3 separate regions of the Homo sapiens genome follow, and all the other regions are linked to region 3. A link is an interaction called in ENCODE POLR2A ChIA-PET data of the cell type or tissue named here. Cell type or tissue: MCF 10A. All regions are shown on one strand. Each heading gives the region's core, and the rest is flanking DNA. Links, peaks and the distances in the headings are about the cores only. Region 1 overlaps DNAJC6 (DnaJ heat shock protein family (Hsp40) member C6). Region 2 overlaps LEPR (leptin receptor). Region 3 has its middle 55 kb from the start of DNAJC6-AS1.

The links. Peaks named below come from ENCODE experiments on the same cell type or tissue, not always from the same donor. Only the 100,000 strongest peaks of a DNase experiment are listed, where the experiment ranks them.
Region 1: POLR2A ChIA-PET joins it to region 3 with 5 read pairs; 4 of 35 experiments call an interaction of 5 or more read pairs at or near these places.
Region 2: POLR2A ChIA-PET joins it to region 3 with 8 read pairs; 2 of 35 experiments call an interaction of 5 or more read pairs at or near these places.

The regions. Positions count from the first base shown.
Region 1 is chr1:65,390,503-65,398,423 of GRCh38, forward strand. It overlaps DNAJC6 (DnaJ heat shock protein family (Hsp40) member C6), which reads left to right. Exons shown (of 19, transcript NM_001256864.2): 12 at 1,929-2,363; 13 at 4,396-4,530. Among named protein-coding and RNA genes, the nearest start is that of LEPR, 26 kb to the right of the region's middle. In MCF 10A, for the core only: no CTCF peak of the experiment used is centred there; a DNase peak (open chromatin) is centred at 3,069.
Region 2 is chr1:65,455,630-65,463,550 of GRCh38, forward strand. The region is part of intron 2 of LEPR (leptin receptor); the gene reads left to right. Among named protein-coding and RNA genes, the nearest start is that of LEPROT, 39 kb to the left of the region's middle. In MCF 10A, for the core only: a CTCF peak has its summit at 3,952 (motif pointing left); DNase peaks (open chromatin) are centred at 3,592 and 3,932.
Region 3 is chr1:65,250,220-65,258,140 of GRCh38, forward strand. No RefSeq gene overlaps it. Among named protein-coding and RNA genes, the nearest start is that of DNAJC6-AS1, 55 kb to the right of the region's middle. RefSeq lists silencers at 3,871-4,370, 4,461-4,530. In MCF 10A, for the core only: no CTCF peak of the experiment used is centred there; a DNase peak (open chromatin) is centred at 4,212.

The sequences.
Region 1 (7,921 bases), core at 1,505-5,504, 140 kb after region 3:
CTGCCAGCAGTAGCCTGACGTTGGCATCCTAATCAATACCCATTGGCTATCCTTGCTTTAGAGCTGGCTGAGGCTAACTGTGAGATTCAGTGTAGACGTGGGTAGTCAGTGTTTGGGTATGAAAGGCATGGGAAACTGGCTATGGTATGGTTTATCTGAAATTATCCTGATTGACCTTCCTCTGTTGTGTGAATGTAAGATAATATTCCCATCGCCTGCAGGCTTCAGTTTGATGAAAAAGTTGTTCATAAAATTCCGTTGAATTGAAAGACTCACTTTCAGAATTTTCTTTCGAGAAATGGAACTAGCAAATCCTCAAATTTGGAAAACCCAGTGGTATCTGGACAGTAGGTAGATTTCTTATCCCCTGTTGGCCTTTCTTACCTCTTATTTTCCTCACAGCGAGGGCTTTTAATACAACTTCACTCTTTCCTCTCCACTGTCATTTTAGCAAATAATTTAGAGATAATTCCTGTAGACTCTGAAATAGGTTTTAGTATAGATGCACAGTCTCTTGTCTGAACCTCTCAGAGCCAGGTATGTTTAGGAATGCAGAACTTTTTGGATTTTAGAAGGATGATATGCTACATAAAGTGATGTAACTTGACATCCCAAGTGATATCTCAGATAATAACCTATAATCAAACATATTAATATTTCTGCAGTAGAACATATAAACAATAGCCCTAAGTGAGATAAATGAAGACTATAAGTATCTTCATATTCACGTCTGTCAGTTTTCCACCAACTGAATTCATGCCAAACTTAGGAAAATCTTTTCCTTTTCATAGCTTATTACATTTTATAATTTGGAATAAAGGATGTGGATCCATACTTGACTTGGAATGTGGGTCTATCTGGCATTAAATATCAAATTTTTGTGGGAAGATCTATCTCAGGGAGGGCTTAGAAGGTCACTCCTTCCCCAGAGGAGGCCTCTTTCCTGCTGCTCATTTTGTGCTGAAAGTACCCCTTTCAAGCTGGTATAAGGACCTTTCACAGCAGAGCTCTTCTTTTCACTTTTTAAATGTGTGGTTCACTTCTGCTCCAGACTGTTAGAGAAGGGATTTGCTTTTGGCTACAGGACACATGGAGAAGTAAAGACAGTGAGAAGTGTCAGCAAATGACTAGCAGATAATGGTTTGTACTACCCTCCCCGGCCAAAGCACCTAGCATAGTGCCTGAAAAAAAAAATCAACACTTAGGTACTACTTACTATTGATTGGAGTGATTTATAATATCATCTCATGTATTTCTCACAGTAGCCTGTGAGTTAGGTACTATTTATTTATTTAGACACAGTTTCACTCTGTAGCCCAGGCTGGAGTACAATGGCATGATCTTGGCTCATTGCAACCTCTACCTCCCGGGTTCAAGCAATTCTCATGCCTCAGCCTCCCGAGTAGCTGGGATTACAGGCACACGCCACCATGTGCAGCTAATTTTTGTATTATTAGTAGAGATGGGGTTTTCACCATGTTGGCCAAGCTGGTTTCAAACTCCTTACCTCAAGTGATCCTATCTCAGCCTCCTAAAGTGCTGGGATTACAGGTGTGAACCACCACGCCCGGCCGTTAGGTACAATTTGTTATCCCCACTTTGCTGAGGAGGAAACCAAGGCACAGAGAAGTAAAGTAACTTGCCCAGTGTCATAGAGCCAGTGAGTAGTGAAGCTGAGATTCAGTCCTAGGCTGGCTCCAGAGTTCCTGCTCCTTACCCCTATGCTCTACTGCCTCTCAGATGCTCAACAAGTGGTAGTTGAATGTAACGTGAAATACATCAAGTGTTCCACTGATTAGGGTCTAAAAACACTGTTTGCTCAGGGCTGAATCCTTCTGTCTTTCTGGAATTATATACATATATTATAACAAAAACCAACAATGCTGTGGTCAGCAACTAATCTCTTATGGTATACTGGCCTTCCTCAGATCAGAAATCGGAGAAGTCATTCTGTGAGGAGGACCACGCTGCCCTAGTGAATCAGGAAAGTGAGCAATCAGATGATGAACTTCTGACACTTTCCAGTCCGCATGGCAATGCCAATGGTGACAAGCCTCATGGAGTCAAGAAGCCCAGCAAAAAGCAGCAGGAGCCAGCAGCCCCTCCACCCCCTGAGGATGTGGACCTTTTGGGCCTGGAAGGGTCTGCAATGAGTAACAGCTTCTCTCCGCCAGCGGCTCCTCCCACCAATTCTGAACTACTGAGTGACCTGTTTGGGGGTGGAGGTGCAGCTGGTCCCACCCAGGCTGGACAGTCAGGAGTGGAAGATGTGTTTCATCCTAGTGGACCTGCGTCTACCCAGTCAACACCACGCCGCTCTGCCACCTCCACCTCTGCGTCTCCAACCCTAAGAGTGGGAGAAGGTAATTTTTTCTATGTTGCACTGTGCCTCTCAGATTTGAATTCTAACCTTTGGGCCAAATAGGTGGAATTGAACTTTCCTAATAAGCTAGACTTTTCTGATTTCACTGTAAGTCCTTTAGAGGAGGTCTGTATCTTTATTTAAATTGAGAGCGTAAGAGAAAATAGAAATATTGTCCATTTGGGTAGCACACTAAGGTAGTGTAAGAGTGGACGTTTGAGCTTCACACTCTTACTTCTAATTTTCTTTGTTTAGCACTTCAACCCCTGAGCTGCATTAGTCTGCTTAAACATACTGATTGATGAATTATTATTGATAAAAATAGCTAATATTTATGAGGTATTTACTATTTGCCAGACATGGAATTTAATACTAAACATTATTTAATTCTTACAGAAACTCAATAAATAAGGGCTATTTTTATCCCCATTTTATAGTTGAGGAAATGGAAGCATAGAATTAAATCAGTAGCATAGGTTTATATGACTAGTAATTGATAAGGCCAGTGTCCAAACCTAGGTTATTTGACTCTAGGGCTTTCCCTCTGTTTTCCTATAACGGCTTCCTGAAGTTATAGTTTTCTGAATATATGTGGGCTATCCAGAGAAGTGTTTGGTTATTTGAAAATATGTTTAAGTGACTCATGCCGGAAGCACAGCTTCCTAGAACAGAGCAGTTGGTACTAGGTAAGGAGTTTGAGCCCCTTGAGGCTCTGTTAGTTTCACTGTCTCATTGCCAGAGACTCAAACCTTCTACTATGAGTCATCTAGGATTTTTTGACATTTATAAGACAGTGTAGTTGGGTAAGCAGAGATCCAGCACAGCTCCTGAAGAACCCACTCAAATTAGCTGCCCCTTGGTCCTGTCACCATTAACCAAGATGACTTCACATTAGGAAGGGTAAAGAGAAATGTCTCAACTCTTCAGGCCTATAGTATCCTATAGGAACATTTTTTTTCCCCAAGCGTATCCTTCCCAGAAGGCTCTGGGCTGGTCTTGACTTGTGATAGTTCAGCTGGAGGCATCCTTCATGAGTGTGGGTCTCAGAATTACAGAGTATTGGTGTTGAGGCTCAAGCTCCAATGTTAGCTATTGGTGGACCCAGGATGTGAACTCAGGTGCCCTGAATCCTATGCCAATGCTATTTCATCTGTACTTCACTTCCTTCCATACAGTTTTAACTTGCCAAAGTGAAAAAAAGCTCTGTCAGGAAAACAGTTTCCAAGATCCAAGATATCAGTACTCGATAATTGCATTTTAAGACTGTGCACCTGGTGTGACTCTCATGATTTCATTCATCATAGTTTCAGGCAGCTAGTGGAATTCCAGTGCCAGAAGGGGCCTTAGACATCAGTTAATTCTCTGCCTCATGTTATAGACAATGAAACTGAGGCTTAGATGTATTGATTGACCTGTCTGAGGATACCCACTGGATTAGTGGCATACCCAGGTCTAGAATGCAAGTATTCTATCCCCCCAAGAGGAAGTAGAAAGAACACCAAGTCTAGAGTTAAAGACCTGGATTTGAATCCCAGGACTTAACTGTCTGTGTAACATTATTGAAAAATCTTCTCAGTTGTAAAATGGGGATAATAGTTACATATTAGCATTGTTGCAAAGACTAAATTTTGAGCTCTTGTCTTGTGGTGTTGGGCAGTTTTAGTTATTGGAGAATGCCCCTAGTTTAACATAAATTGATATTTTAAATGTACTGAGTATGGTAAGAAGGGATAAGGCTAGATAACAAATAAATCCTGCTCTTAAAACCGAGGTGGGATATATGGCTTAATACGTTTTCAGCTAAGACTTCATTGGCATAATGCTCTCCTAACAACTGCTGGGCAGATTAGCCTTGTGTAGCAGCAATGGTATCGACTGTAGTTCATCCAACAGGTAAGTCCAGACTACTCCTTTGTCCACAAAGATAGGAAATTCTTGGAGTCCACTGTTAGCCCTACAGGAAGTGACAATTCTGTGACATTTAGTGAATGAACTCATGGGACAAATAAATATATTTTCCCATTGTTTTCTAGGTGCCACCTTTGACCCATTTGGAGCACCTTCTAAACCATCAGGTCAGGATTTGCTGGGTTCTTTTCTGAACACATCCAGTGCTTCCAGTGACCCCTTTCTCCAGCCAACAAGAAGTCCTTCGCCCACAGTACATGGTAAGGAAATATTTTATATTGTGTTCAGTGGAACATAGTTTTCTGCAAGATATCAGTAAGTGCTCATATATAAAAGCACCCTGTGGGTGCTTTTTTGATAAAAGCTTCCTCACACATCTCTGTTTTTGAAATTAACAACTCACCTTAACATATCAAAATCTCTGGGCTGTCTTACAGGACAGAAACCTGCTTAACTTTGTTTTGCTCTGCTTTCCTATTTGACTATGGTATCCTTTTTTGCATTAGAGCTACATGGACAGAATCATAAATGACCCTTGATTGTAGGACATATGATTATTTTATGTACCAATAAGAAAGAAAAAAACACTGCCACTATGAAATGATTGGAAGATACTTCTTGGTTAGAGAAATCTTTGAAATGTGGGAAAATATGTCTTAAATAAATAAAATATGTTAGTAGTCCACAAAATTGGTATTCCAAAGAACAAAGTTTGGGATATGATAGCCACTAGTTACGTGTGGCTGTTGATGACTCTACATGTGGCTAGTCTGATTTGAGATACACTCCAAGTATAAAATACATACCAGATTTCAAAACTTAGTACAAAAAGGGCATGTGAAACATCTCATCAATATTTTTATATTGATCATTTATTAACATAATATATTGAACATACTGGGTTAAATAAACTATATTATTAAAAATAATTTCAATAGTGTCTTTTTACTTTTTAAAATGTGACTGCTAGGAAATATAAAATTACATATGTGGCCCAAATTATATTTCTATGTTAGAGACTTAGGTTGTATAGAAAGAGTAATAATAATCACATCCATTTATAAAAGTGTGTCACTTAGGTAACATTGATTAAAACCGGAGGTCTGCAGTGAGGGATAAATAACTTTGAGCCAGAGAGTTGTAGCTCATTCCTGATGTCGAAGTCTATTGAACATTATTGGCCACAACCTAGAAGGTGACGTATTGTTGAAGGCATCCTGAGCTTGCTTGGAGAATGCAGTCCAGTCATCAGTTGACTTTGGGAAACCATGCCAATGCAAAAGGAAGATGACTTTTGCAACACTGGTGAAACTGAAACTTGACTAAAAAAGATTCCAGGAACAACTTTTGTGGTTCATTTCCAACTAGTCTTTAATCTCAAACTATTTGAAGTGCATCCTCAGGACAATATACAAGAAATTCCCCTCTTACCTCTGAGTCATGCTCACTTGAGAGAGTCTCCTGATTGGATGTTGACTACCTGTAGGAGAAAAGATGCAGGAATGTAGAGTAGAGTTGGTTTTCTCACTCATTTAAAATGTTAAGTCATGTCATTGCTCTGCTCAAAATGCCTCCCCATTTTACTCAGCATGAAAACCAAAGTCCTTGAAATGGCCTGTGTAGCCTCTGTATGCTCTAGCATCTCAGTGCCCGTGACCTCATTTCCCATTCTTTCCCACTTTACTCTCTGCATTCCAGCTGTACTGGCCTCTTTGCTGTTGCACTGGCTGTTTCCTCTGCCTCATACTCTTCCCCAGGCATCTGCATGGCTAAGTCCTTCACCTCCTTCAAGTGTTTGCTCAAATGTCACCTTCTCAGTGGAGTCTACTCTGATTCCTCCGTTTCAAATTGCAACTCGTCTCCCTGCCCTACTCTACATTCCCCTTTCTGTTGTGCTTAGTAACTTCCAGTATATGCAGTAATTAACTTATGTGTTACATTTTTTTGTCATCTCTCTCTCTCTATTAGAACATGAATTCCACAAAGGCAGGGAATTTTGTTTTGTTCATTAATGCATCCATAGTGCCTAAAAGAATTACCGGCACATGGTAGCTGCTATCTATCTTTCCAATATTAAATATAAAATGAATTAACTCATTTTTCCCATCAAAGTTTCTTTGATGCACAGTGATAGTGTCATAAGGCTATATGTTTTCCTGATTTTAATACTTTGAAATTATTGTTTTAATAAGAGTACTACCCTTTGTGTCCCATGGACGTGGGTGTTCATACTTGGCAGCTTGGCAGTTTTGGATCCAGTTTTCTGTTTCTGATGAGCTGATTAGAACATGGTGTTTATAACCCAGTTTAGGCCAGTTAGTACTCCTTTGTTTTGTGGTTACATTTCTCATTTTGGTCTGTATTGTACTAGCGAGTGGAAAGAATTTTCTCCTCTCCTTGTTGGGAAAGCAATGATCATTTCACTGTTACTGAATCAACTCCCCGTCTTCACATAGGACAGAATATAGGTGACACTCAGATGTCTGCTTTGGGAGGTCAGACATCCTCAGGGTACTTCCCCCGGGTTTCTGCAAGGCGTCGCCAATCTCTCATGAAAATAAAAAAAATACTGCCTTTGGGCTCAACAAATATTTATTGAACATCTATTCTGAAGAGAATAATCACTTGGGACATGATGTTGGAAGAACAAATAAATAATCATAATAAAAGGCAAAATAGAGACTAAAATATTAGGTAATTACCTTTTTGAAAAAATATATTCCTGTTTCTCTAACAGACCTTAAGTTTCTTGAGGATAGATAATGCATCTTTCAGTCTCTGTCCCCTGATGTGGTGCCTTGCATGTGGTAGGTAGTCATAAGGGTTTGTGGGTTTGATTAGCAACAGGGTTGAAGTTCTGATACCTACTTCTGCGTCTTAATTGGATGTAAGACTAGGATCAGAGCTTAAAGGAAATCAGATAGAACGTACTAGCAAAACCGTCTAACTTCCACCTCAGTGGAATGGGTTACTGTGTAAAAATAGAAGGGATAAATAGAAAAGAAAGAATTATTATTGCTGATAATGGCATATCCTTTTTAACTTAATGATGGGAAGGTACTAGATGACTTGGTTGGTACTAAGTAAACAAAACAAGGAAATAAAAGGTTTGGAATGCTAATCTTGATGCCTTCTGGTGGTGATGGGGTGTGTGTGTGCGTGTGTGTGTGTTTTAAATCCCAGTTGCAATGTCAGTTTAGTATTTGCATTTTAATAATTGATTTGTGTGGGCAAAACCTAGAGGTGCCTCAGAAAGAAATTCTTCATCATGGCATCCTGTTTCCTATATAGATTTTATAGATGTGTAAAAAACTTACTACGCACATGTATTCCTCTAGTACACCTGATTCCTTTTAGCCAAATATTTCTTTTAAATTATATGTTTGGAACTTTGAGGGGGGGTCAGAATGATTTATTTTGAAGCTGTAATGAGTTTATTTTGAGTACCATAGACACATCCCTGACAACCAGCATAGTGATGATGTATAGCCAGTGCCCAGTACATGTTCTGCATGACTCATTATTCTCAACTCATGTCACAGCAGAGGAGAAAACAAAATGTCAGTTTTGAGTGGATTATGCTTCTATACTTAATGCTTAGCAAAGGTAAACTGAGCTTAAGGTGTTTTCCCCCTTTTCTTATTGCACACT
Region 2 (7,921 bases), core at 1,971-5,970, 210 kb after region 3:
TCTGTCCGTTCTCAGATCTCCAGCTGCGTGCTGGGAGAACCACTGCTCTCTTCAAAGCTGTCAGACAGGGACATTTAAGTCTGCAGAGGTTACTGCTGTCTTTTTGTTTGTCTGTGCCCTGCCCCCAGAGGTGGAGCCTACAGAGGCAGGCAGGCCTCTTTGAGCTGTGGTGGGCTCCACCCAGTTCGAGCTTCCTGGCTGCTTTGTTTACCTAATCAAGCCTGGACAATGGTGGGCGCCCCTCCCCCAGCCTTGCTGCCGCCTTGCAGTTTGATCTCAGACTGCTGTGCTAGCAATCAGTGAGACTCCGTGGGCATAGGACCCTCCGAGCCAGGTGCAGGGTATAATCTCCTGGTGCGCCATTTTTTAAGCCCGTCGGAAAAGCACAGTATTCGGGTGGGAGTGACCCGATTTTCCAGGTGCCATCTGTCACCCCTTTCTTTGACTAGGAAAGGAAACTCCCTGACCCCTTGCGCTTCCCGAGTGAGGCAATGCCTCGCCCAGCTTCGGCTCGTGCACGGTGCGCGCACCCATTGACCTGCGCCCACTGTCTGGCACTCCCTAGTGAGATGAACCTGGTACCTCAGATGGAAATGCAGAAATCACCCGTCTTCTGCGTGGCTCACGCTGGGAGCTGTAGACCAGAGCTGTTCCTATTCGGCCATCTTGGCTCCTCCCCCCATAGATGTTAATTATATCCAGTTAATTGATGGTGTTGTTGAGTTCAACTTTGTCCTTACTGGTTTTATGCCTGCTGGATCTGTCCATTTCTGACAGAGGAGTATTCAGGTCTCCAACTACAATCATGGATTCATCTATTTCTCTTTGCAGTTCTGATGTTTTTGCCTCTCATTTTAATGTATGTGGTTAGGCACATACATATTAAGGATTGTATATCTTCTTAGAGAACAGACCTCTTTATTGCTATGTAATGCCCCTCTTTGTCCCTGATAACTATTTTTGCTTTGAAGTCTGCTCTTAATGAAATTAATAGAGGTACTCTTGTTTTCTTTTGATTAGTGTTAGTATGGTATATCTTTATCCATTTGTTTTTAATCTATACTGTCTATTTTTAAAGCTGGTTAATTGTAGACAACATATACTTGGGTCTGGTTTCTTCATCCACTCCAACAGTCTCTGTCTTTGATTGGTGCATTAGACCACTGACATGCAAAGTGATTATTGATATAGTGGGATTAATACCTACTCTATTTGTTAGATTTTTATTTGTTGCCCTTGTTCTTTGACCCTGTTTTTGTCTTCCACTCTTTTTCTGTCTTTTGTATTTTTAATTAAATACTTTACATGGTTCCATTTTCTCTGTTATACTTTTTTCCATATCTATTGTATCTGTTTATTTAAACATTTTTTAGTGTTTGCCCTAAAATATGCAGTATACATTTGCAAGAATCCAATCCTTCAAATAACACTATACTGCTTCATGGGTAGTGTTTTTAGTAACAAAGTAACCCAATTCTTTCCTCCTATCCCTTGTGTCAATGCTGTTATTCATTTTACTTATATGTAAGCATACATAAGCATATAGATACACATAAGATATATACATAAGCATATATAACCTAATACGTTATTGCTATTACTATTTTGAAAACTGTTACATCTTAGATCAGTTAAGAATAAGAAAAATAGAAGTTTTTAATTTTTCCTTCACTTTCTTCTCCTTCTGTATTCATATTATGCATATGTTTATATTTTGTAGTTGTTTCACAGTTCTTGAATATGCTGTCCTGCTTTTTCTAGTCTTTATTCTCTTTGCTTTTCAGTTTTGGAGGTTTCTACTGATAGATCCCCAGTCTCAGAAATTCTTTCCTCAGCCACGTTCACTCTACTAATAAGCCATCAAAGCCATTCTTCATGTCTATTACATGGTTCAAAAAAATTGTTTATATAGATGTATGGGGTACAGGTGCAATTTTGTTACACGCATACTGGTCAAGTCAGGGCTTTTATGGTATTTATCACCAGAATAACATACATTGTACCTATTAAGTAATTTCTCCTCACCTGCCCTCTCACCTCTTCCCCTTTCTGAGTCTTCATTGTCTATAATTCCACTCTTTAGCTCCATGTGTCCACCTTTTTTCTCAGCATCCACTTACAGTGTTTACAGTGTTCTCATGTTTCTTTGTTTCTTTTCTTTTTAAATTTCGAGACAGGCTACAACAGAATCCAAATCCATAGGTAAAGCAAACTACTCATGTAATTTCAAAGCTGAAGTTGATAGTATATTTGTACCCAATATGAATGGTTCACCTGCATGAGTTTTGAGTTCTCAAAGGCCAGTAGCCTCCTTTCCCTTTTATGCATCTTGAGTACACTTGAGTTAGCCTATGATACATGAATACCTACAAAGTTGAGGCCTATAAAACTTACATGGCAAGCAATTTGAAATGTGCCAACAATGTGATACTGGAGCAACCATAGTGCTGAGAACAGCTTTGACTACTGCAGGAAATCCACAAACCTCAAATTTAGATGAAAACATTTTTGAACTTAATTCATACTGAGGGACAAATTATGGTAATAGTGGAGGGAAAGTCTTTTTATGTGAGATACAGGAGGCTCCTTTAGCTCTTTCACCTCCTAGAGTCACCATAGTGGTACCTTCATTTATTCCTTCTCAAATATTCCTCCCATCTTCATTTAGATCTGAGTTTCAGGCCTATATTATTTTCCCTCTTTCTGAAGAACTCTTGACATTTCTTTCAAGGCATGTTTACTGACAACAAAGTCCCTCAATTTTCATTTGAGAAAATCTTTGTTTCCCTTTTGAATGAAAATTTTGCTGGATACAGAATTCTAAATTGGTGATTTATTTCTTTCAACACTTTATTTTACTCTACCTTATTCTTGTTTGAGTCGTTTTTGAAGAGAATTCCAACGTAATACTTATCCTTGTTCCTCCAGTAGGTAAGGGGTTTTTGTTTTGTTTTTGTTTTTTTGCCTTCCTATAGCTTCTTTAAGGATTTTCTTTTGTCTTTGATTTTCTGCAGTTTATGTATGATATTCCTGGGTGTAGATATTTCTTGGTATTTTTCCTGCTTGGCATTGTGTGAGCTTCCTGAATCTTTGGTTTGGTGTCTGCTATTAATTTTGGAAAATTCTCAGCCAATGTTTCTTTATTTTTTCTGTTCCTTTTTTTCTCCTCCTTTTGTTAGTCCCATTATACCTTTATTATCCTTCTGTAAGTGTTCCACAGTTCTTGGATATTTGCACCATTTCTTTTCAGTCTTTCTTCTCTTTGCTTTGCAATTTGGCAGTTTCTATTAACATATTTGCAAACTCAACAATTCTTATCTCAGCCATATCCAGTCTACTGCTGAGTCCATCAAAGGCACTCTTCATTTCTGTGAGACAGACATAATCTATAGGTGAAAGGAACTGATGTAAATACACCTTTAGTGTGAGATTTTATGCTTATCTGGCTAAGAGCTCTGCATGTATTCCTGTCTGTCTCCCAAAGTGTAGAAAGATTTTTTTTGTTGTTCAGTTTCTCTTAGGACAACAGGTCGTTGTCCACAGTATGTGACTCAGCACCCTTGGATGATGAAGTTGGCTAAGATGTTGGCAGGCAGAGAATCACCCATGGTGTTGCCAGTGGTAGTTACCGAGAAGCCAGCTGGGGTGCTACTGAATTCTCTGGGGAGCTGACCTCTGAGAGTTGCCCTTCAGGGTGCTGGAAAGACTAGCTGGGAAGTGTACCTGTGAGGACAATCCTGAAACTCACTTGGAAGCTGCCCTATGGTATGCTGGCCAAACTCACTAGAAAGCCACCCTTAGGAGTGCCAGCAAAGCTCACTGGGGAGGCATCTTCTACCTATCTCACATGCCACTGGCAGCTATGTGCAGCAAGAACAAACCAAAAAAGCACTCAAATCAGGAAGTGGAGCTCCTTCTTCCCTCAGCATCTTTCTAATGCCCTCTACTGGCAAAGCTTACCATTGTCCAACTAACAAAGGGAAATGTTCACAGGATCCAGCTCTGCCATCCCAACCCAGGACAAAGAAGCGTGAATTTATAACTCAAATGTAATAAATTAATAACTGGCAGAACTGCCCATTACACATAGGATATATTCCAATTCTTTGCCAGCACCTATAATGATTTACTCTCTACCTATTTCTTCAACATTATTGGAGGTCCACCCTGCCTACTTTCCACCATTTTAGCCATTCTCTGTTATTTGCACACTCCAAGCTCATCTTACCTCAGAACCTTTGCCCTTGCTATACTCCATGCTTGGAACAAGTTTCCCCTATATCTTTATATAACTAGCTCTCTATTAATATTTGGGTCTTTGTTAAATGTGACCTCATTTGAATAATCTAAAATGAGCCCACATGCCTATAATACCTTCTGTTGTTTTGCTGTTTAGTTTTCTTCACGGTACTTATCACTAAATTATCCTTTTTTTTTTTTTTACTATGTTCTTATCCACATAGTAATAAGCCAAGTAAGAGCCAGACCATAATCTATATTACATATCAGCAATAAGAAGAGTACCCGGCAAGTAGTAAGTGCTCATAAAAAATACTATATAGTTGTTGAATGAATGAGTGATCTCTGTTTTATAGCTGAGGACTGAAGCTCAGAGAGAGAAAGTAACTTTCCCAAAGAACACAGCTAGCAAGTGCCAGAGTCAGGAGTCACCTCAGGTCCTCCTGATCACAGTGCTCTGATTGTCATGGCTCTGTACCACCACCTCCCTGAGTGCTGGAAAGAGTGTAGCTGAGGTACATGTTACAGTGGAGTCTCTAAAATAATTGAGCTTTTGTTATCTCATTACCCATTTTTTTCTTTCTATGGATCTGGCTCTCTACTGTGTGTGCATAGATACAGATCCATGTACTCGTGCCCCCTACTCAGAATAATAATGTGTTAAATATCTTTCAAAGAAAGAATTATTAGACAAAGTCATGGAACTCTTCACCAAAAAGATGACCTTCAAGAGGGGCCATGCGCGATGGCTCACGCTTGGAATCCTGGCAGTTTGGGAGGCCGTTCGAGACCAGCCTGGCCAACATGGTGAAACCCCGTCTCTACTAAAAATACAAAAATTAGCCGGGCTTGGTGGTGTGCACCTGTAGTCCCAACTACAGGAGAATCGCTTTCACCCGGGAGACTGAGGTTGCAGTGAGCCAAGACTGTGCCACTGCACTCTGGTCTGGGTGACAGAGTGACACTCTGTCTCAAAACAAAAACAAAAACAGAAACAAAAACAAAACCTTTGAAATACTTTGTAAAATTAGAAATTGGGTATTGAGAAAAATAAAAATACATCAAATGGAAGACAGGAACCTAGATCCCATTTTTTTCTTTTCTTTCTTTTCTTTTTTTTTTTTTTTGATGGAGTCTAACTCTGTTGCCCAGGCCAGAGTGCAATGGTGGAATCTTGGCTCACTGCAACCTCCGTCTCCTGGGTTCAAGCAATTCTCCTGTCTCAGCCTCCCGAGTAAGTGGGATTACAGGCGCCCGCCACCATGCCTGCCAAATTTTGTATTTTTAGTAAAGATGGGGTTTTACCATGTTGGCCAGGCCAGTCTCCAACTCCTGGCCTCAAGATATCCGCCTGCCTCGGCCTCCCAAAGTGCTGGGATTACAGGCGTGAGCCACCATGCCTGGCCCCAGATCCAGTTGTCTAATACCATTCTTCAGTAAAATAAACCAGGGCTCTTAGGAGAAGTGGTCAATTCTAGCACTGGGGCAGGAAATACAAACATAGGCCTAAGGTACCAGGGCATAAGGAAGTGTTCAGAAAACAAAAAAATCACACAACGATGGGGATATGTTAAAAGGAACTGTAGCCAGAGAAGGGTTCCTAATGGCTGAAGACAGAAAAACTTGAGCAACAAAGTCAACAAAATAGTATTGGATTATAAAGTATAAATAAATATCCACGAGTCTGTCCATACTGATACAAATAAATGATTGAATAAATAAACAAGTAGTGGAGAATAGGTGGATCTCCCATACAGAAGAATCCCAAAAAATTTATGTAGATACTCTGTCCTCAAGGAGGTAGAGCATAATTCCACATTCAAGTGTGGGTTGCGCATACTGACTTCCTTCAAAATAATACAGTTATGGAGAGAGGAAAAACTAACTTCATAGTGGAAAAATCTGACAAACCCCACCTCAGCCAGGGGATCAAGGTCAGCATCAATGGTATATATTTTTGATATGATGTGATAAGAAAGGCATATTATTTCCATAGTCTTCCTCAGCAAACCCCAAACATCAGCCTAATCGTGAAAAAATCATCAGGCATCTCCCAGTTGAAGGGCCTTCTATAAAATACCTGGCCAATACTCCCCAAATCTGTTAAGGTCTTAGAAACTGTTTTTTAAAATTATTATTATACATTAAGTTCTAGGGTACACGTGCACAATGTGCAGGTTTGTTACGTAGGTATACATGTGCCATGTTGTTTTGCTGCACCCATCAACTCGTCATTTACATTAGGCATTACTAATTAGGGTTACTAATGCTATCCCTCTCCCATCCCCCCACCCGCCAACAGGCCCCAATGTGTGATGTTCCCTGCCCTGTGTCCATGTGTTCTTGTTCAACTCCCACCTATGAGTGAGAACATGCGGTGTTTGGTTTTCTGTCCTTGTGGTGGTTTGCTTAAAATGATGGTTTCCAGCTTCATCCATGTCCCTGCAAACGACACGAACTCATCCTTTTTATGGCTGCATAGTATTCTATGATGTGTATATGTGCTACATTTTCTTAATCCGTTCTATCATTGATAGACATTTGGGTTGGTTCCAAGTCTTTGCTATTGTGAATAGTGCTGCAATAAACATACATGTGCATGTGTCTTTGTAGTAGCAAGATTTATAATCCTTTGGGTATATACCCAGTAATGGGACCACTGGGTCAAATGGTATTTCTAGTTCTAGATCCTTGAGGAATCGCCACACTGTCTTCCACAATGGTTGAACTAATTTACACTCCCACCAACAGTGTAAAAGCATTCCTATTTCTCCACATCCTTCCAGCATCTGTTGCTTCCTGACTTTTTAATGATCACCATTCTAACTGGCATGAGATGTTATCTCATTGTGGTTTTGATTTGCATTTCTCTGATGACCAGTGATGATGAGCATTTTTTCATATGTCTGTTGGCTGCATAAATGTCTTCTTTTGAGAAATGTCTGTTTATATCCTTTGCCCACTTTTTGATGGGGTTGTTTGTTTTTTTCTTATAAATTTAAGTTCTTTGTAGATTCCAGATATTAGCCTTTTGTCAGATGGGTAGATTGCAAAGATTTTCTCCCATTCTATATGTTGCCTGTTCACTCTGATGATAGTTTCTTTTGCTGTACAGAAGCTCTTTAGTTTAATTAGATACCATTTGTCAATTTTGGCTTTTGTTGCTATTGCTTTTGGTGTTTTAGTCATGAAATCTTTGCCCATGCCTATGTCCTGAATGGTAGTACCTAGGTTTTCTTCTAGGGTTTTTATGGTGTTAGGTCTTACATTTAAGTCTTTAATCCATCTTGAGTTAATTTTTGTATATGGTGTAAGGAAGGAATCCAGTTTCAGCTTTCTACATATGGCTAGCCAGTTTTCCCAGCACCATTTATTAAATAGGGAATCCTTTCCCTATTTGGTTGTTTGTGTCAGGTTTCCCCATTGCTTGTTTGTGTCAGGTTTGTCAAAGATCAGATGGTTGTAGATGTGTGGTATTATTTCTGAGGCCTCTGTTCTGTTCCATTGATCTATATCTCTGTTTTGGTACCAGTACCATGCTGTTTTGGTTAGTGTAGCCTTGTAGTATAGTTTGAAGTCAGATAGCATGATGCCTCCAGCTTTGTTCTTTTTGCTTAGGATTGTCTTGGCTATGTGGGCTCTTTTTTGGTTCCATACGAACTTTACAGTAGTTTTTTCCAAT
Region 3 (7,921 bases), core at 1,953-5,952:
CCTCGATCTCCTGACCTTGTGATCCACCCATCTTGGCATCCCAAAGTGCTAGGATTACAGGTGTGAGCCACTGCGCCTGGCTGACTCAGCTGAATTTTAAGTATTGAAGTGAACTATACGAAATTGTTGATATGCAATCTAAAAACATTAAAATGTTTTGTTTTGAGATAATTGTAGATTGATATGTAGTTGTAAGGAATAATACAGAGAGACCCCATGTACTCTTTTGCCCATTTTCTCCTAATAGTAACATTGTGCAAAACTATAATCTAATATAGTAACCAATAAGTTGATATTGATACAGTAAAGATACATACAGAACAGTTTCATCACCACAGAACAATTTCATCACCACAGAATCTCTTCTATAGCCACATCCACCCTGCCCCTCCCTGGCAGCTACGATTTTGTCCTCCATTTGTATAATTTTACCATTTTAAGAATGTTACATAAATGAAAATGTAAAGTATGTAACATTTTGGGATTAGCTTTTTTCACTTATGGTAATTCCTTGGAGATTCACTGAGCTTGTTATATGTGTCAATAGTTTGTTACTTTTTATTGCTCACTAGTATTCCATGGTATGCATGTACCACAGCTTGTTTAACCATTGACCCATTAAAAGATGCCTGGGTTGTTTCCAGTTTTGGGTTGTTACAAAGTAAAGCTACTGAACATTCCTTTTATAGGTTTTTGTGTGTTTTCATTTTTTCTGGGATAAGTACACAAGAGTGCAACTGCTGGGTCATATGGTAGTTCTGTGTTTAGTTTTATAAGAAACTGCTAAACTCTTCCAGGGTGGTTGTACCAGTTTACATTCCTGCCAGTGATGTAGGAGTGATTCAGTTTCTCGGCTACATCCTCATTCTGTCAGGTGTGTAGTGATATCTCATTGTGGTTTTAATTTGTATTTCCCTAATGGCTAACAATGTTGAATTTCTTTTCATATGCTTGTTATCTATGTATCTGTTTCAGGGAAATATGCGTTTATGTCTTTTGCACATTTTAATTTTTTTTTTTTTTGAGACAGAATCTTACTATATTGCCTACGTTGGAGTGCAATGGCGTGATCTTGGCTTACTGCAACCTCTACCTCCTGGATTCAAACAGTTCTCCTGCCTCAGCCTCCCAAGTCCCTGGGATTACAGGCATGCACCACTATGCCCGGCTAATGTTGTATTTTTAGTACAGACAGGGTTTCACCATGTTGGTCAGCCTGGTCTTGAACTCCTGACCTCAGGTGATCCACCTGCCTTGGCCTCCCAAAGTACTGAGATTACAGGTGTGAGCCACTGCACCCGCCAGTTTGTTTGTTTTTTAATGCTGAGTTTTGAGAATTCTTTACATATTCTAAATACTCCTTTGTTGGCTATGTGGTTTCAAGTATTTTGCCCAGTTGGTAGTATGTCTTTTCATCTTCTTAACAGGGTCTTTCACAGAGCAAAAATAATCTTGATAAGGTCCAACATATCAATTTTTCCTCTTATTGTGCTTTTGGTAACAAGCCACAGAACTCTTTGTATAGCTCTGGGTACTAGAAAATTTTCTCCTATTTCTTTCTAAGTTTTATAGTTTTACATTTAAGTCTAGAATCCATTTTGACTTGATTTTTGTATAAGGTATGAAGTTTGGGTCCTGGATTTTCTCTCTTTTTTTTTTTTCCTATGGATGTCCAATTGCTCCAACATCATTTGTTGAAAAAGCACATTTCTTCCACTGAATTGCTTTTGATCCTTTGTCAAAAATTAGTTGGACAGATTTACGTGGGTCCATTCTATTTCTGGGTCTTTATTCTGTTCCGTTGATATGTGTCTATTTTTCTGCCAACACTGCACGGTTTTTGAAATTGTACCTTTACAGTAGGCTTCAAGTTTGGGTGGAGTGATTCCTCCCATTTTATTTTATATACACACACCTTTCCTCCCCAACCCCCAATCATTTGAAGGCATGTTAAATGCATCGTGGCTCTTTATTCCTAAATGCCTTCGTGTGTATTTTCTTTTTAAATTTTTTTTTATATTTTTCAATTTTTAATAAGAGAGACAAAAGGTTTCACCACATTGCCCAGGCTGGTCTTGAACTCCTGAGCTCAAGCCACCTGCCCACCTCAGCCTCCAAAAGTGCTGGGATTACAGGCGAAGCCACCGTGTGGGGCTTCAGTGTGTGTTTTCTTAAAATAGGGATATTTTCTTACATAATCGCAGTGTAGTTATTAATGTCAGCAAGTTTTTTATTGATAAACATTTTTCTCTAATCTGCTACATATATATATATATATATACACATTTTTGTAAAATTAACTCAGTAATGTGCTTTAGAGCCTTAAAAAACAAAAACAAAAAACTACAAAACAGTGTCCAGTCTAGAGTCAGGTGGTATTGTATTTAGCTGCAATGTCTCTTCTGTCACCTTTTTTTTTTTTTTTTTTTGAGATGGAGTCTTGGTCTGTCTCCCAGGCTGGAGTGCAATGGCGCAATCTTGGCTCACTGTAACCTCCGCCTCCCAGGTCCAAGTGATTCTCCTGCCTCAGCCTCCCGAGTAGCTGGGATTACAGGTGCACGCCACCATGCCCAGCTAATTTTTGTATTTTTAGTAGAGACGGGGTTTCGCCATGTTGGGTCTGGAACTCCTGACCTCAGGTGATTCATCTGCCTCGGCCTTCCAAAGTGCTGGGATTACAGGTGTGAGCCACTGCATCCAGCCCAGTCACCTTGAATCTAGAATATCTCCATAGCTTTTCTTCTTATTTTATGACATTGATACTTTTGAAGAATACAGCACTTCCCTGCTCCTTTTAATAGTGGATTCCTCATTTTGGGTTTATCTGATGTTTCCCCATGATTAGCTTCATGCTGTGCATGTTTGGCCAGAATACTCCATAGATGATGTGTCTTTCTCAGCATATCACATCTGCAGGCATTCGATTTTCACCTGTCTCCACTGGTGATTTTTTTTTTTTTTTTTTTTTTTTTTTTTTTAGATAACGTGACTCTGTCAGCCAGGCTGGAGTGCAGTGGCACCTTCTCGGCTCACTGCGGCCTCTAACTCGCTGGGCACAGGTGATTCTCCCACCTCAGCCTCCTGAGTAGCTGGGACTGAAGGTGTGTGCCACCATGCCTGGCTAATTTGTGTCTGTGTGTGTGTGTGTGTGTGTGTGTGTGTGTGTATGCATTTTTGGTAGAGACGGGTTTTTGCTTTGTTGTGCAGGCTGCTCTTGAACTCCTGGGCTCAAGTGATCCGACTGCCTCAGCCGCCTGAAGTGCTGGGACTACAGGCGTGAGACACCGTGTCCGATCTCCACTGGTGATTTTAATTTTGGTCACCGATAGAAGCTCTTGTCTGATATTATTTGGGCCTACAAAAATGGCAATTTCATAATTTGACCTAACATAAAACCTTTTTACTGAGGTTTTAGATATCTAACCTGTACTCTCTGACGCTCGGTTTCCCTATCTGTTGAGTTTGGAGATTGTTTCTGCCCCACGAGTATTACTGGAGGGGTTAAATAAGATGATGTATGTAAAATCTGCCACATAAAAAGCATTCTATAAATATTAGCTATTATTATTGCAGCCAGGTCGTGTTCAAGGGCATTGGTTTTGATCTTCCTCTCAGTCTCTCCCAATTCCAAGCAAAATCTCAACAGAGACCAGTGATGGCATGGGGATGGGGTGAGGGAGCCTCACTTCTGCCATCTCAGTTTCCTCATCTGGAAAATGGGAAACGCCTCCCACACCACGGGGTTGCAATGAGGTTTCATGAAATGTGTGTAAAAGTAACTGGACATAGAACAAGTTCTTAAAAAATCATGTGGGTGACTAGTAATCTCTTGTATTAGGAAAACAGGAATATCTGTCAGAACTAAAACCACGTTCTAACGTGATGTTTCATTTTGAGGCGGTAGCACGGTGTGAGTAAACATCGTCAGAGTCTAGGGCTCTGGAATTTCTTTAGCGCTGTGTGATTGTGGGCAGATGCCTTACCCTCTCGGAGTGTGGAGTGTATGGTTTGTAACAGGGAGATAAAACGGGTGAGAGCCCCCTAGGACTCCTGTGTTAATAAAGGGTGCTAACGGTGCCCCCCGAGTGAGCGGCGCGGGCCCGCGCGCACCCGCACGCCTCGGGCGCCAGGCGCCGCCGTGTGGGCGGAGCCGGGCAGCCTCCCCTGTCGGCGCCAGCCACGGCTCCCGGCCCCAAGCTCCGCCCCCGGCGCGCATCTCCCAGCAGCGGCCCGGCACCTGGCAGACGCGCGGCGGCGGCGGCGAGCGGTGGCGCTCGGCTCGGGCGACCGCGGCGGGGGAGGGCGCGGCGCACCGATGGGCGCCACTGAGAAGGGAGGCCAGAAGAGCCGGAAGCTGTTTTCCTTGCGGCGGCCGTGGAAGGCGACCCGGCGGCTGTGGAGGCCACGCTCAGCTCGCCAGGCGGCGCAGGGTGAGTGTGGGCGCGGCCGGTCGGGACCTGTTACCCTGAGGCAGGGGCGCAGCGGCGGCGGGGCCGTCCCCGGCGGTCTCTCGGGTCGCGTTCCCGGCCCTGGGAGCCTGGATGCCTAGGCGACGCCCGAACCCGACCCTCGGTCGCGGGTACCGGGACCGCTGGGGAAGCGCAGGGGCTGATGTCGGCACAGTCTCCTTTCCTCTAGCCCCTGCTCGTTGCTTTGGCTCTGGACACAGGGAAGCCACGGTGGCGCGGCGACACAGCCTCACTGAGGTTAGCTTGTCCCCGGCCCCCAGCACCTGGCCTGGCGCCTGCAATGCAGTGCCTACTGGGGGAATGAATCAGAACCCGAGGCTCCCTTCAAGGTCCTCCCGCCCTGTACCCACCTCCTCTCTACCTGCCTGCGGTGATTTCGAAGCTCTCGCCACGATAAACTATTTCCAAGCACACTCAGTCCTGTCCTCGCCAGGGCCTCAACTCACAGCCAATCACTGACTCACTCCATTCATTCATTCCACAATTTTTATCGAGCCCCTCCATCTGCCTTGGCCGGAGAACACGATGGGCAAAGCCCGGATCTTGGAACTACTTCTAGAGAGGAAGACAGACATTACACACGCAAAACAGAGAAAGCCCGGTACACATTGCTATGTGCGCTTAGAGGGAATCAGTCTGCTGACAGAGGAAAAAAGGCAGGTCCCCGAGCTTCCATGGCAGGCGGACTGGGAAGGCCTCTCCGAGGCATTGCAAGTCAGCGGAGACCCGAGGACTGACTAGGAGTTACTCTAGCGTGAAGCCGAGTAATAGAGAATAGCAAGTGGAAAGGTTCCCAGAGTGCCTGAATTGAGCAAGGGGAAAGAGAGGGATGCAGGGCCTGGATCGAGGTCTGGGCAGAACATGAAGAGGAGTTCGGATTTTATTCTACGTGAGCTGGGAAAACACTGAAGTGTGCTAAGCAGGGAAGTGACCTGATCTGGGGGCTCCCGGCTTTTCTCTGTCTGCAGTGTCCATGCTCGCATCTCAGCCTGCCGGATTCCTACCCTCCTGCCAAGACTAGCACAAATGCAGTCTCCTCGCTGAAATCTCTGTGGTTCCTGCCACCTGTAACCCCTCCTTTAGCATTTCGTCACCTGTAGAGCGTTTGTCACTGTTCATCTGGTATTAAAGATTCCACATTCTCATCCATTTCATCTTTGCATCCCCCACGAGGCTAAGTGCAGGGCTTGGTACTGTGTAGATACTGCTTATGAATGTGTCTTGTCTTGTCCTTTTTGTCTGTTTCCATCATCTGAGGATCCTTCCTCTGGGGGGTTGACATGCCTTATTTCTAAAATGGCCGACCGGATGCAGGGCAGAGCCAGATTGCACCAGGACCCTGCCATCGATATAGTCCCCCTCACCCACCCCCGGTGTTTTGAGGATTAAATAAATTAATGAATTAAACGAGTTAGTAGTTATAAAGTGTTAGCACCTATTAAGCATTATAAAAATAAATTTGAAAATGACCAGCAATAATTATCTTTCAAATATTTATTTATTGCATTGGAAACAAGCTTTTCTATTGGTGGTTGTTAGGGAGACTCTGCAGCTTGTCATTGTCATCTTGCCGGCTTTTAAGTATGTGTTCCTACTTTTTAAAAGTCAGTGCACCAACAAAATTCTTTCCATACTGTCATCAAGAACTATTGCTGAGGCCGGGCGCAGTGGCTCACCCCTGTAATCCCAGCACTTTGGGAGGCCAGGCGGACGGATCACTTAAGGTCAGGAGTTCGAGCCCAGCCTGGCCAAGGTGGTGAAACCCCGTCTCTACTAAAAATACAAAAATTAGCTGGGCGTGGTGGCATACACCTGTAGTTCCAGCTACCTGGGAGGCTGAGGCAGGAGAATCGCTTGAACCCAAGAGGCAGAGGCTGCAGTGAGCTGAGATTGCACCACTGCACTCCAGCCTGGGCCACAGAGTGAGATTCTGTCTCAGACAAACAAACAAAAAGAACTATTGCTGAAACTTAATAGGGCCGAAGGCTGACCACTTTTTATCATGAGCTTGAATGAGATCGATGATTGCAACAAGTATTCCTTGAGTGATAATTACATGCATAGTGTTATTCCAGATGTTGTGTGAATGCTTACAAAAGAGGAATAGATGAATATTGCCACTGTAGTAACTTGGATTAGAATAAGTGTTCTAGTTTTATAATTTTTATTTTAATTTTTAAAATCTTTAAAGTTCCGGGATACACATGTAGGATGTTCAGGTTTGTTACATAGGTAAAGGTGTGCCTTGGTGGTTTGCTGCACCTATCAGCCCATCACTTAGGTATTAAGCCCAGCATGCATTAGCTATTTTTCCTGATGCCCTCCCTCCCCTGCCCTCACCACCACGGGCCCCATTGTGTGTTGGTTCCCTCCCTGTGTCCTTGTGTTCTCATTGTTCAGCTCCCACTTATAAGTGAGAACAACTGGTGTTTGGTTTTCTGTTCCTGCATTAGTTTTATAATTTTTAAAACCAGATCTTTAGTGCCTATACAACCATCTCCGCTTCTGCGTTCCTGACCTAGCGTTTACTCACAGCTTCCCAGGGCTCATTGCCATCCCACACCTCTCTTTTCTTAGATAGGATCTTGGCTGCTCACTACATTCCTCTACTATCTATCTTCCCCTTCCCCCATAAGCCCTGGGGATAAAGCCATTATAATATCTAATGTTACATGATACTTGACATCTTATAGAATAGTTCAACTACAGGATTTTGTTTAGATCTTGACAATACTCCTGGAAGGAGAGAGGGCAGATGTTATGTATTTCCCCCATTTTATATATAAGGGAAGGTGAAACAAGCGGCACTAAGTGATATGCTGGAGGTCATGTGACTGGTGAGTGTCAGACTCAGGCCTGCCTACCTATACAACATGCTTTCTGCCACATCTCCCTCCACACATGAAAAAACATGTTTCAATAGCTATACTCATGGAAGAGGGAAGTAAAACGAATAAATATTATGCAATAAATCTATATCTCAATTTTATTTGATTTTTTAAAGTTAACCTGAATTTCTTATGATGATGTTAACATCACTTTGGGCATCTAGAATCATACACTTTGACATCACACAGGCTATGATTTAAATCTGCCACTAATAAATGGCACATTAATAAACTGTGTGATATCAGACAGCATCCTTAGTCTTTCAAAAATGGAGTTATATATTATCTGAAAAATGAGGATGACAATTCCTATGTCATGTAACTGTGATGATTAAATGCATTTCTGGTACATAGAGGTTCACAAAGGGCTGGTTATTTTTAAATTAATATTAGGTTTACTATTGTATGTATTAATATTAATAAAACAAAACCTAATATGGTTGAAAATCTAGACTATTCTTAGAAAATAGTCTAGAAAACCTAGAAAAGTCTAGAAATTATTAGCAAACCATAATATTAATATGGCTGAAAATCTGGACTACTATTAGTATACTATTGTTAGTA